2 separate regions of the Homo sapiens genome follow, and region 2 is linked to region 1. A link is an interaction called in ENCODE POLR2A ChIA-PET data of the cell type or tissue named here. Cell type or tissue: OCI-LY7. All regions are shown on one strand. Region 1 overlaps CUL3 (cullin 3). Region 2 overlaps CUL3 (cullin 3).

The links. Peaks named below come from ENCODE experiments on the same cell type or tissue, not always from the same donor. Only the 100,000 strongest peaks of a DNase experiment are listed, where the experiment ranks them.
Region 2: POLR2A ChIA-PET joins it to region 1 with 14 read pairs; 16 of 35 experiments call an interaction of 5 or more read pairs at or near these places.

What each region holds. Positions count from the first base shown.
Region 1 is chr2:224,518,961-224,523,960 of GRCh38, reverse strand. The region is part of intron 3 of CUL3 (cullin 3); the gene reads left to right. Among named protein-coding and RNA genes, the nearest start is that of CUL3, 64 kb to the left of the region's middle. RefSeq lists a silencer at 2,234-2,303. In OCI-LY7, no CTCF peak of the experiment used is centred here; DNase peaks (open chromatin) are centred at 120, 2,080, 3,660 and 4,580; H3K4me3 peaks cover 4,550 bases; H3K27ac peaks cover 5,000 bases.
Region 2 is chr2:224,574,059-224,579,058 of GRCh38, reverse strand. The region is part of intron 1 of CUL3 (cullin 3); the gene reads left to right. Among named protein-coding and RNA genes, the nearest start is that of CUL3, 8.8 kb to the left of the region's middle. In OCI-LY7, no CTCF peak of the experiment used is centred here; DNase peaks (open chromatin) are centred at 2,738 and 4,458; H3K4me3 peaks cover 3,737 bases; H3K27ac peaks cover 3,743 bases.

The DNA.
Region 1 (5,000 bases):
TTGCAAAACTGAAATTCTGTACTCACTAAACAGTAACTTTCCATTTTCCCCTCCACCAAGCCTCTGCCAGCTACCATTCTACCTTCTCTGTTTATGATTTGATCACTCATTACCTCATGTAAGTGGAATCATAAGGTGTTTGTCCCTTTGTCACTGGCATATTTCACTTAGCATGTCCTTAAGGTTCATCGTATTACGGCATATGTGAGAGTTTACTTCCTTTCTAAGGCTGCATAATACCGCATTCTATGTGTAGACCACATTTTGTTTATCTGTTCATCTGTTGATGGACACTTGAGTTGTTTTCACCTTTTGGCTACTGTGAATAATGTTGCTGTGAACACGAATGTACAAATACCTCTTCAAGATGTGCTTTCATTTCTTTTGGGTGTATACCCAGAAGTGGAATTAGTGGATCCTATGTTAATTGTTTTTGTAATTTTTGAGGAACTGCTATATTGCTTTCCACAGCAGCTATACTATCTTAGGTTTCCACCAACAGTGCACGAGAGCTCTAATTTTTCCACATTCTTGTCAAAACTTGTTATTTTGTGTTTTGTGTTTTTTTTTTTTATAGTAACTCTTCTAATGGGTATGAGGTGGTAGTTTTTTATTTTCATCCAGCTTTTATAGTTGTTCTTCCAGGGGCGTTGGTCTTACAAAAGCTTTTCTTTCAGTACTAAAGGTGGAATAACATTTTGAGGTAGATGTTATTTTACAGATGAGGCAACTGAGACAGATACTAAGGTCACACCTAGTAAATGGCAGACAAGACTGAAACAGAGGCTATTTGGTTCTTGAATCAGTGCTCTTAACCACTGAATTGTATTGCTTCTCTAATACAGGTCTTCTTTCCTGAAAGATAGTCTTATAAATTCATTGCTCTAAGACCTCAAAGTGTGATTAACTGTTTTTTTTCCCTCTGACCTCTAGATTATTAAATTTGAAGTAGAGAACAGTGTTTTTATTTTATGATTTATTGCAGTTTACACAACTTTAGAGAAACATGGGTTTGATTTGTCCAATATCTTGGTAGACAATTCTTAAATGGAAATTATTTTTAAATAAAAAATTTTCACAACTGTGTTTTTCTTGTTAAAATTTTTCAGACCCCTGAGAAGGATTGTTTTTTTGAGACGGTGTCTCACGCTGTCACCCAGGCTGGAGTGCAGTGGCAGGATCTTGACTCACTGCAAGCTCCGCCTCCCGGGTTCATATCATTCTCCTGCCTCAGCCTCCCAAGTAGCTGGGCTACAGGCTCCCGCCACCACGCCTGGCTAATTTTTTTGTATTTTTTAGTAGAGATGGGGTTTCACTGTGTTAGCCAGGATGGTCTCGATCTCCTGACCTCATGATCCGCCCGCCTCGGCCTCCCAAGAAAGATTTTAAGAAAATTTTTACTGTGGTGGAAACTCTGAGCTTTTTAGTAGTGGCTAAGTCCACCAGGTTTTTTGACACCATATCATATGCTTCTCTACCAAATTTATCAGTAATATTTTTATATCTAGAAATGTTTATCTGTACAATTTACTAATTCATATGTTACTGGTGCTGTTTTAGAAGTGTAGTCAGTTACTGGTATCATGGAAAGTATTGAGAAAGTTCTTTAAACTTCGATCTAATTATAATTAGACTTTTTTTCCCCCACTATGATTCTGCAGTAGAAACTTTTTACTACTTTTCTGCTCATTTAAAATTTTTCTATTTCTGTCTTCATTGTGTTAAACCTTTTTAAATCTGTATTTATTTCATGATTTGAAAGTGAACTCTGAAAATATTTTATTACTTGTTAATAGAGGATTACCTTAGTGATTAAATTTGGTAAGGCAAGTTCTAACATGTTCTGACAGACTTGTCATAGAGTTATTTGCCTCTTTTTTTTTTTTTTTTAATTTTAAATGTGAGTTTAACTTTTCAGGGTTTATCTCTAGCTTACTAGCAGAATAAGTATTTAATATTTATAAAGATTTTTTTAACCCTGTTTACATTTGTCTTTTCGTATTCTCTTTTACAGTAGTAGACAAAAACAGTTACAGATGTTCTTAGTATGAGGATAAGAAACTGAAAGAAGAACTATTTAAGAGTTTGATTAACCAGCTTGACAGTTAGCTTAAAAGACCAACTTTCACAGCAATTCACACATTGTTAAACCTTTTTTTTTTTTCCTAAATAAATAGCTACTGCTGGCCATATGTGGGACCAGGCAGAGGATAGATGAATAAGTACTAATAAATAACTATCCTTGGTCTATTAGGAGTAGTAGTAAAAGTACTGAACTACTTTGAGAGGCCGAGGCGGGTCAGGAGTTAGAGACCAGCCTGGCCCAACATGGTGAAACCCCAACTCTACTGAAAATACAAAAATTAGCCGGGCATGGTGGCACATACCTGTAATCCCAGCTACTAGCGGGGCTGAGGCAGGAGGATCACTTGAACCTGGGAGGCGGAAGTTGCAGTGAACCGAGATCGTGCCACTGCACTCCAGCCTGGGCAACAGAGCGAGACTCTGTCTCAAAAAAAAAAAAAAAGAAGTATGAAACTACTGGACTTTAAAGCAAACATGTTATTAAAAGCTCCCTTAAACTTTGTAATAGAACCAGAGGACTTTTGTATTTATATTTATACTAAGCTTTCAGAGTTGAATGTGACCCAAAGGTTAGTTTTAGAATTTGTTCTCAAACACCTGTTTACTCATAGTTACAAATGAAACATTAGATAGGAATGATAAAATAACAATTTTTAAGTTGTTTCTTTCCTTGGGTGCACCATTGATTTTGCCTAGAACCCATTTATCCTAGCTTGCTTTTCTGTAACATAATGACTATTAAAAATATTTACTAAACTTTTTCTTGCAGGTAAATTAAGTAGTAAGAGTTAAGTTGTTTTTTGGACTTAATTTTCACATTTGTTTTTATTTTAACTTTTTATTTGATTTGTTTGTAATGCCACTCCCTGAGTAATGAAACTATTTAGCGCACTTTAAGAGACACCCCTTGACTTTGCATAGGTTTAGCTTCAATAGGAACTGTATTTTTGCATTGTGTGTCTTGACACCTTTGAGCATACTTTTATGTGCTGAATTTGATTTCTTATACATCATTTAACTATTTAGATATGTTGGTAGGGTGAAGAGGAAGAGGCACATCTTTGCCAAGATGGTGGAAGTAGTAATATCTGTGGTCTTGTAGGGCCAAGCATTTTGTTTGTTGGTGTCCTCGTGTCTTCTGGGCATGCAAAGAGCCCTAGGTCTTGAGTAAGCATTTGCAGGAGTTTTCCATGGAGGTCACCTGGTTGAGCTTTCCTTTTCTTGTGGCTTAGAAAGACTCCATCTCTCTCCAGTCCAACTCCTGGAGACCTGCCTGTCCTAGTTGATGTTTTAAAACTGGTGGTGCTTTTGTATTTTTTTATCCAGCCTTTATAGTTGTTGGCAGGGAAGTTGGTCTTAAAAGCTATTTATTTTCAGGACTAGAAGTGGAAATGAGTGGAATAGCATTGTGAGATAGATGTTATGTTACAAATGAAGTGCTTATGTTACAAATGAAGTTGGTTTATCAAGCTTACTGTATGGATGAAGTCAGATGCAGAACCAGCTGTGAAAAGGGGGGCATGAGGTGGGTCCCCACCATTGGCTCCTGTCTCTCACCACAGGTCCACCTAGCTTGTGAAAGTTTTTGCTCATTGCAGGCCTGCTTGGCCAAGGAATAGCAACCCTTGAGAGAGAACTGTAAATAGAGATTTAAAATGTGGTTTATCTCTGTGGTGATGAAACTCACATCCCTTTATGTAAACATAATGCTTGACTCACATTAGGCTTTCGAACATGTTTTTCAGAACATTTTATATTTAAAATGCCTGTTTTTGGCTTTAAAAAGGCAAGTAGAAAAAGCCACCAACTTTCTATCTCTGCTAAGGTCTCTTTAGTAGATAAGTGACTAATGTCAAACTCATACTACATTTTGGTCACTACATTTTGGTCAAAGCCTGGGATTAAGACATTTTAAAATCAGTCTTTAATTTTTTTTTTTTCTCTTTTGGAATGATTTTTAAAATCTTGTTCATACTTTGAGTTTGCTAGTTAGAGGTAACCGGAGCTGGGACTTTTAAAAAATCTTAAAAAATAGACACATAAAAATTAAAACCTCACAAGAATTTAAATGATATTAGAATCATATCATGTGCATATCACAAGTTTACTGTGAATATATGTGTGCATTTCTGTTTAACATATGCACACAAATACTCAAGGGTTATGCATCTGTACCCTTAATTGTACTTGATGGTAATTAATCATACATGTCAGACATTTAATATAAATGATTATTTAGTATTACTATTAATAGTTTTATAGAGCCACACTTAAGTTTCTGTGTTTCTTCTCCATTTATTAGCTCTTTTTTATCTATAATGAAATTTTAGGGTTATCAAGTTTTTCTTAATATTATATGTCATTTAATTATCATCACACATCTTGACAGTCTCAAGTTGAAAGACAAAGGCTTAGCTCTTACACCACAGTAACCCATGGCTTTAAACATTCTGTGTTCTGCCTACACCTTCCAGCTTCAGGTTGATTTTGTCTCTTACCCGAAATGCTTGTGACCATAAGTGTTTTCAGATTTTGCATTTTGGGGGGATTTTGGAATATTTGCATATACATAATGAGAGATTGTGGGGATGGAACCCATGTGCTAAACATAAAATTCATTTATGTTTTATATACACCTTATATACATAGCCCAAAGGTAATTTTGTACAATATTTTAAGTAATTTGTACATGAAATAAAGTTTTGGCTGCAACCCGATGCATGAGGTCAGTTGTGGAATTTACTTGTGGCATCATGTTGATGCTCAGAGTTTCAGAGTTTGGAGAATTTTAGATGTCAGATTTTTGGATTGGGGTGCTCCAAACTATGTATTCTGATCACATGCCTTGGCTTCCTTTACTGAAGCATCATTTTCCTCTATACACAGCATTCCTGAAGAATTCATCAGTTCTGACT
Region 2 (5,000 bases), 55 kb before region 1:
AACTATTTAAGTAATATGAAATATAATGTAAAAATTTGGCTTTTTAAGTAATACATAAATCACAAACTTGATTCAAACAAATTAGAGAATGCTTCATTTGTTTGTACATCATTCATTAAATGAAGTTAAGGGATGAAAGCATTTGTCCAGTTCAGGAAGATTATATGATTAAGGCTAGAAAAAGTGGTATGCCTTTTTTTTATATTATACATTGGGGGACTTTAAAGGGAATTTTTTGTTATTTTCATTCCAGAGTACATGGATGGTCTTTAGTAGTCCTGTTAGGTTTATATAAAAGTTACTAGACAATTTGTAGTTTTAAATAATGCAACTTTTTTTTAAAAGTAGTTCTTGTTAGCCCATTGTAAGGTCAACAGAATGTAAAGGTATTACTAGTAAGAACAAATCACTGAGTTAACACATGAATTACAATTAGTTATTAGTCTATCAGTGTCTTGTGAAAACTATTCAACCATAGTCTGTTAAAGCAATGAATTTATTTTAGTAGCTTTTCTAATTATAACAATGATGTATATTCCTGGTAGAAAAATTGATAATTATCTAAATGTACAAGTAGGGAAATAAAAAAAATCACCTGTAATCCTACCACTTGGAAACAAACAACATTAACATTTTCATGTGTTTTTGGAATTTTAATTTCATATTGTTGGCTGAACAGACAGTAAAATTAAGGTAAGATAATCATTGTATATGCTGCTGTTAAAAAATTTCTTACTGTAAATTTTTGAAAACATAGTTTTTAATGACTATCATACTTCAGTTTGCTTAACCATTTCCCTATTGCCAAATATTTTGGTTGATTCCAGGGAGTCCATATTTTTTCTGTTAAAAAAGATTGCAACTATGACTATTTAGACACATAAATATTTGAGTCCATCTATGATTATGGAATTATTGGGCTGCACGTAACTGAAATATATTACCTAATTGACCTCCATAAGGGTAATAATAATAGCTAACACTTTCTAAATGCTTATCATGTACTCTGCATATCTAAACTTAATCATTTGAGCAAACTCTATTGAATACTACTATTATCTGTTCTACAAATGAGGCTTTGAGAGGCTAAATAATTTGCTTAAGGTATTCTTCCAAGTGGCAGAACTAGGATTCTGACCCAAGCAATCTGGCTCTAAAGTGAGCACTCTTAAGAATTAATTATATTTCTCAAGGTTGTATCCGTTTAACTTCTGTGTAGCAGTATCTTACCCAGCATAATGTATGTTTAATTTTATAGGTGAAAAAATAGTACTTTAATGCTTTAATTTGCATTTCTTTGACTACTTAGGAGAATAAAACTATGAATAGTCTGTAGAGAATTTTCATTTACTTTTGCACTGGAGTATTCAACATATGAATATAGGGATGTGACTAAAAAGTAAAGAGACTGAAAGCATAGTAGTTAAGAGTGTGGGCTTGAATACCAGCTCCATGTCTTTCTAGCTGCATCACCTTTTTTTTTTTTTTTGAGACAGAGTCTCCGCTCTGTCACCCAGGCTGGAGTGCAGTGGCGTGATCTCAGCTCAGTGCAAGCTCCACCTCCCGGGTTCACGCCATTCTCCTGCCTCAGCCTCCCTGGTAGCTGGGACTACAGGTGCCTGCCACCACGCCTGGCTAATTTTTTTGTATTTTTAGTAGAGACGGGGTTTCACCGTGTTAGCCAGGATGATCTCGATCTCCTGACCTCGTGATCCGTCTGCCTCATCCTCCTACAGTGCTGGGATTACAGGCGTGAGCCACCGCGCCCGGCCTCTAGCTGCATAACCTTTAACAAGTTACTTCTTGTAGCCTCAGTTTTCCCCTGTGTAAAATGAGACTGCTAATGAGACCCACCTTACAGGTTTGTTGTGTGATAAATAAAATAAAGCTTTAAAATAGAACTTAGCAGATAGTTAACTATTATTATACCAATATTTAGCCACGATTAGGCCAATATTAAAATTGGATGTTGTTTTTGCAAGCAGTTACATCGAATGCCATACACTTATTTTAGCGATCCTGTCATTTTATTGTACAACTTCTAGAACTTAAGTTTTGAAAAGCCTGCAGAGCCAGTTTGTGAATCGTTCTAAGAAAGCATTCTCAAAGGATATGGGTTTAGTACCACTGGGATACTTAAAGAATCCTGTTGGCTCTTGAGGGGTGGCTTCAAAAACAGAAGTTCATATATGATTCACATGTAATCCTTAGAGTAAGTGTGTAACCTCTTGTAACTTTATTGAAGGAATAAACACTCATTTGGTTTGCATGTTCTATAATATGTACGTTAAATGTGCATCTAAAAACACATCTAGTTTTTCTTTTTTCCTTCCTTTCCTCCCTTTCTCCTCCTTCTCCTCCCCCCCCCCCCTTTTTTTTCACTCCTGAACTAGGTTAGGTTGTGGTCCCTGTCCAAAGCTTATGCCAGACATCGTTTTGAACCATGCAGCATTTAGCATAGTGTGAGTGGTTAGTGAATGATTGATTACATGAGAAACTAGTCCTCTAAGCCAAACCATAGTAATTGATAAATTCAGTGAGTCAGCGCAAATGATGCTCTGAAATGTTTGAAGTTTTTGTAACTCTAAGTGAAGTCTTAAGATGTAGTAGAGGGTCGTTAAAGATCATGTGGCACTTCTGTATGTAGCAGGGTAGTCAGCCTAGTCTCCTGGAAAAATGAGTTGAAATTGTCAGTGACCCTGAATTGGGAGTTAGAAGACTTAGTCTGCGGTCCAGTCTTTCTGTTTACTAGCTGTGGTCTACATTTCACTTCCTCCACCATGACTGTTCTTCGCATCTCATCCCTTCCTGTCACACTGTTAAATTGTACACTCTGGTCCCCTATTTCTCAGGCTTATCTTTTTGAATTGAGGTTTCTATTACAGTCCTTGAATTATTGGGCCCAGATGTGGTTTATTGCCACTTCCATCATCATCTTTTTTGGCTTGAGAATTACTCTCCTGCTCTCTCCCTATGACCATCTGACTTCCTGAACTCATGCTCCCTCAGTCATTGAGGAGTTTAATACCTTCCTCACAGATACTATGTTAATACATTCCTCACAGATATTATGTCTAGCCTCTATTTTAATTTTGTTCATTGCATGTGGAAGTCATTCATTTATTCAATTTAAAATACGTTTATTGTGTGTTGCTGCTATGGGTCAGGTCCTGGATCTACAGTGGCGATCAGACAGGCTTGTATTGCAGGGATCTTCACGCTTAGAGCTTGTCATCCTACTAGTTTAAAAATCTTCAAACTTCCATTTTGCATTTTATCCTAGCTCTTCTGTTTGTTAGATGTAGGACTTTGAGCAAATCACTTAGTGTCTTGTCTGTTCCCTCTTTTGCAAAAAGGAAAAAATGATGATACCTACCTCATAAAATTGTTTTAAAGATGGAGTTAATACATATAAAGCTTCTTAGAATAGTGCTTGGCACATAATAAGCATTATACATAAATGCAAGGTGTTATTATTTAATTATTCTATCTTGTTGCTTGGTTCCTTCTCACGTTAATGTGCCCTTTGATCTCAGGAAGACCCATTTATTCTCCCAAGCCATGGTGCTGTCACTTCCACCTATGTTACCAGTTGCCCCTTTCTTACTACCTCCCCAGAACAAGGCCAGAAATAGCAGCAGAAAGCATCTTGGATCGTTCTACCTATTTGCCCCCACTGAACATATTTTCTAGCTACTCCTGGAGAAAATTGCAAGACAGTGGTCTCTAATTTAGCTGGACTCTCAGTGCCTCTGAGCAGTTTCCTTTATGTCCCTGGTCAGCTTCCTCTCCCCTTTCTTGCCTGAGCTATTCCAAACTTTAATCATTGTCCTTAAGCTATCTCTTGAGAATTCTCAAATTGCTCTTACTTCAAGAAACCTAACTACTACATCAGTGTGAAAAGGAATGTAATTAGGTGAAAGTTCGAAGTTCATTCAGCATTCTTCCCTTTCAATTATATTATTTAATCTGCATCTTTATTCATTCTCGACTCCTTCCCTCTGGTCTCAGAGAAGGAAAATGTCTTTTTCCTGTCTTCTGCATTATAGTAACTACCTCCTTTCACAGCCAAGATTCTTGAGAGAGGAGTCTCTATTTCCTTTTTTAGAGCATAATTTTCTTGAGGAGGCCTCAGTCTTTTTTATGACTTTGATCAGTACAGCAGTACGCACCCAGCATATAGTACACAATGTTGAATAAAGGAACTAACAGACTCTTTAAGTTTGTTTCCTCCTCTTTAAGATGAGAACTACAGCAGTCTTTCACAAATTGTGAGGATTAAATGAAATCATGTCAGAAAATGCTAATAGTGGTATCACTATGACATTTAAAAGAATTTCCCAATCATAAAATCAAAATTTTCAACTATAATTCTGTTTCATGTAGGGCAGTTATTTTCAAACGTTTACAGGGAGCCTGGAGGGTGTCTAGGACCCAGGAGGCCTAGGAAGTGTTAAGTAGAAATCTTTGAAAGCTCCCTCTGTGGTCCTTGAGAGCAGCTCCTGTGTTACCATTTGTATATGGGGTTCTGTAAAAGATTTCATTTTAAGAAATGCTGTTAACCATTGCTTTAAAATCACTAGTAATAATTATTAATGAATCTTTTTTAAAGGTGAGGAGAATACTACTTGCTCAACTTGATAACGGTTAATAGGAAATTGAGAACTGATCCTGTAGTTGCCTTAACTCCTAATCCAAATCTGTTGCTACTAGACAGCATTCTTTTTTTTAAATTCAGTTTTAAAGTTGAAAATGTAACTAAGCAAAACTTCCTAATTTGACCTCCATTTAGTACTTGTAATCATTGAGAAAGGATTGGACCCAAATTTACTCTTTAAATGAGAAATGTTACTGCTGAGCAGATGAATAAAACGACTTCAAAGGGGAATTTTTACCTACTTTAAGAAAATATAAGATTCCTTAGAGATACTTTCTTATAAAAGCAAGCCATCATTGCTAAGAGGAATTCCTTCACATATGTGTTTGTAAGTCATTCTTAC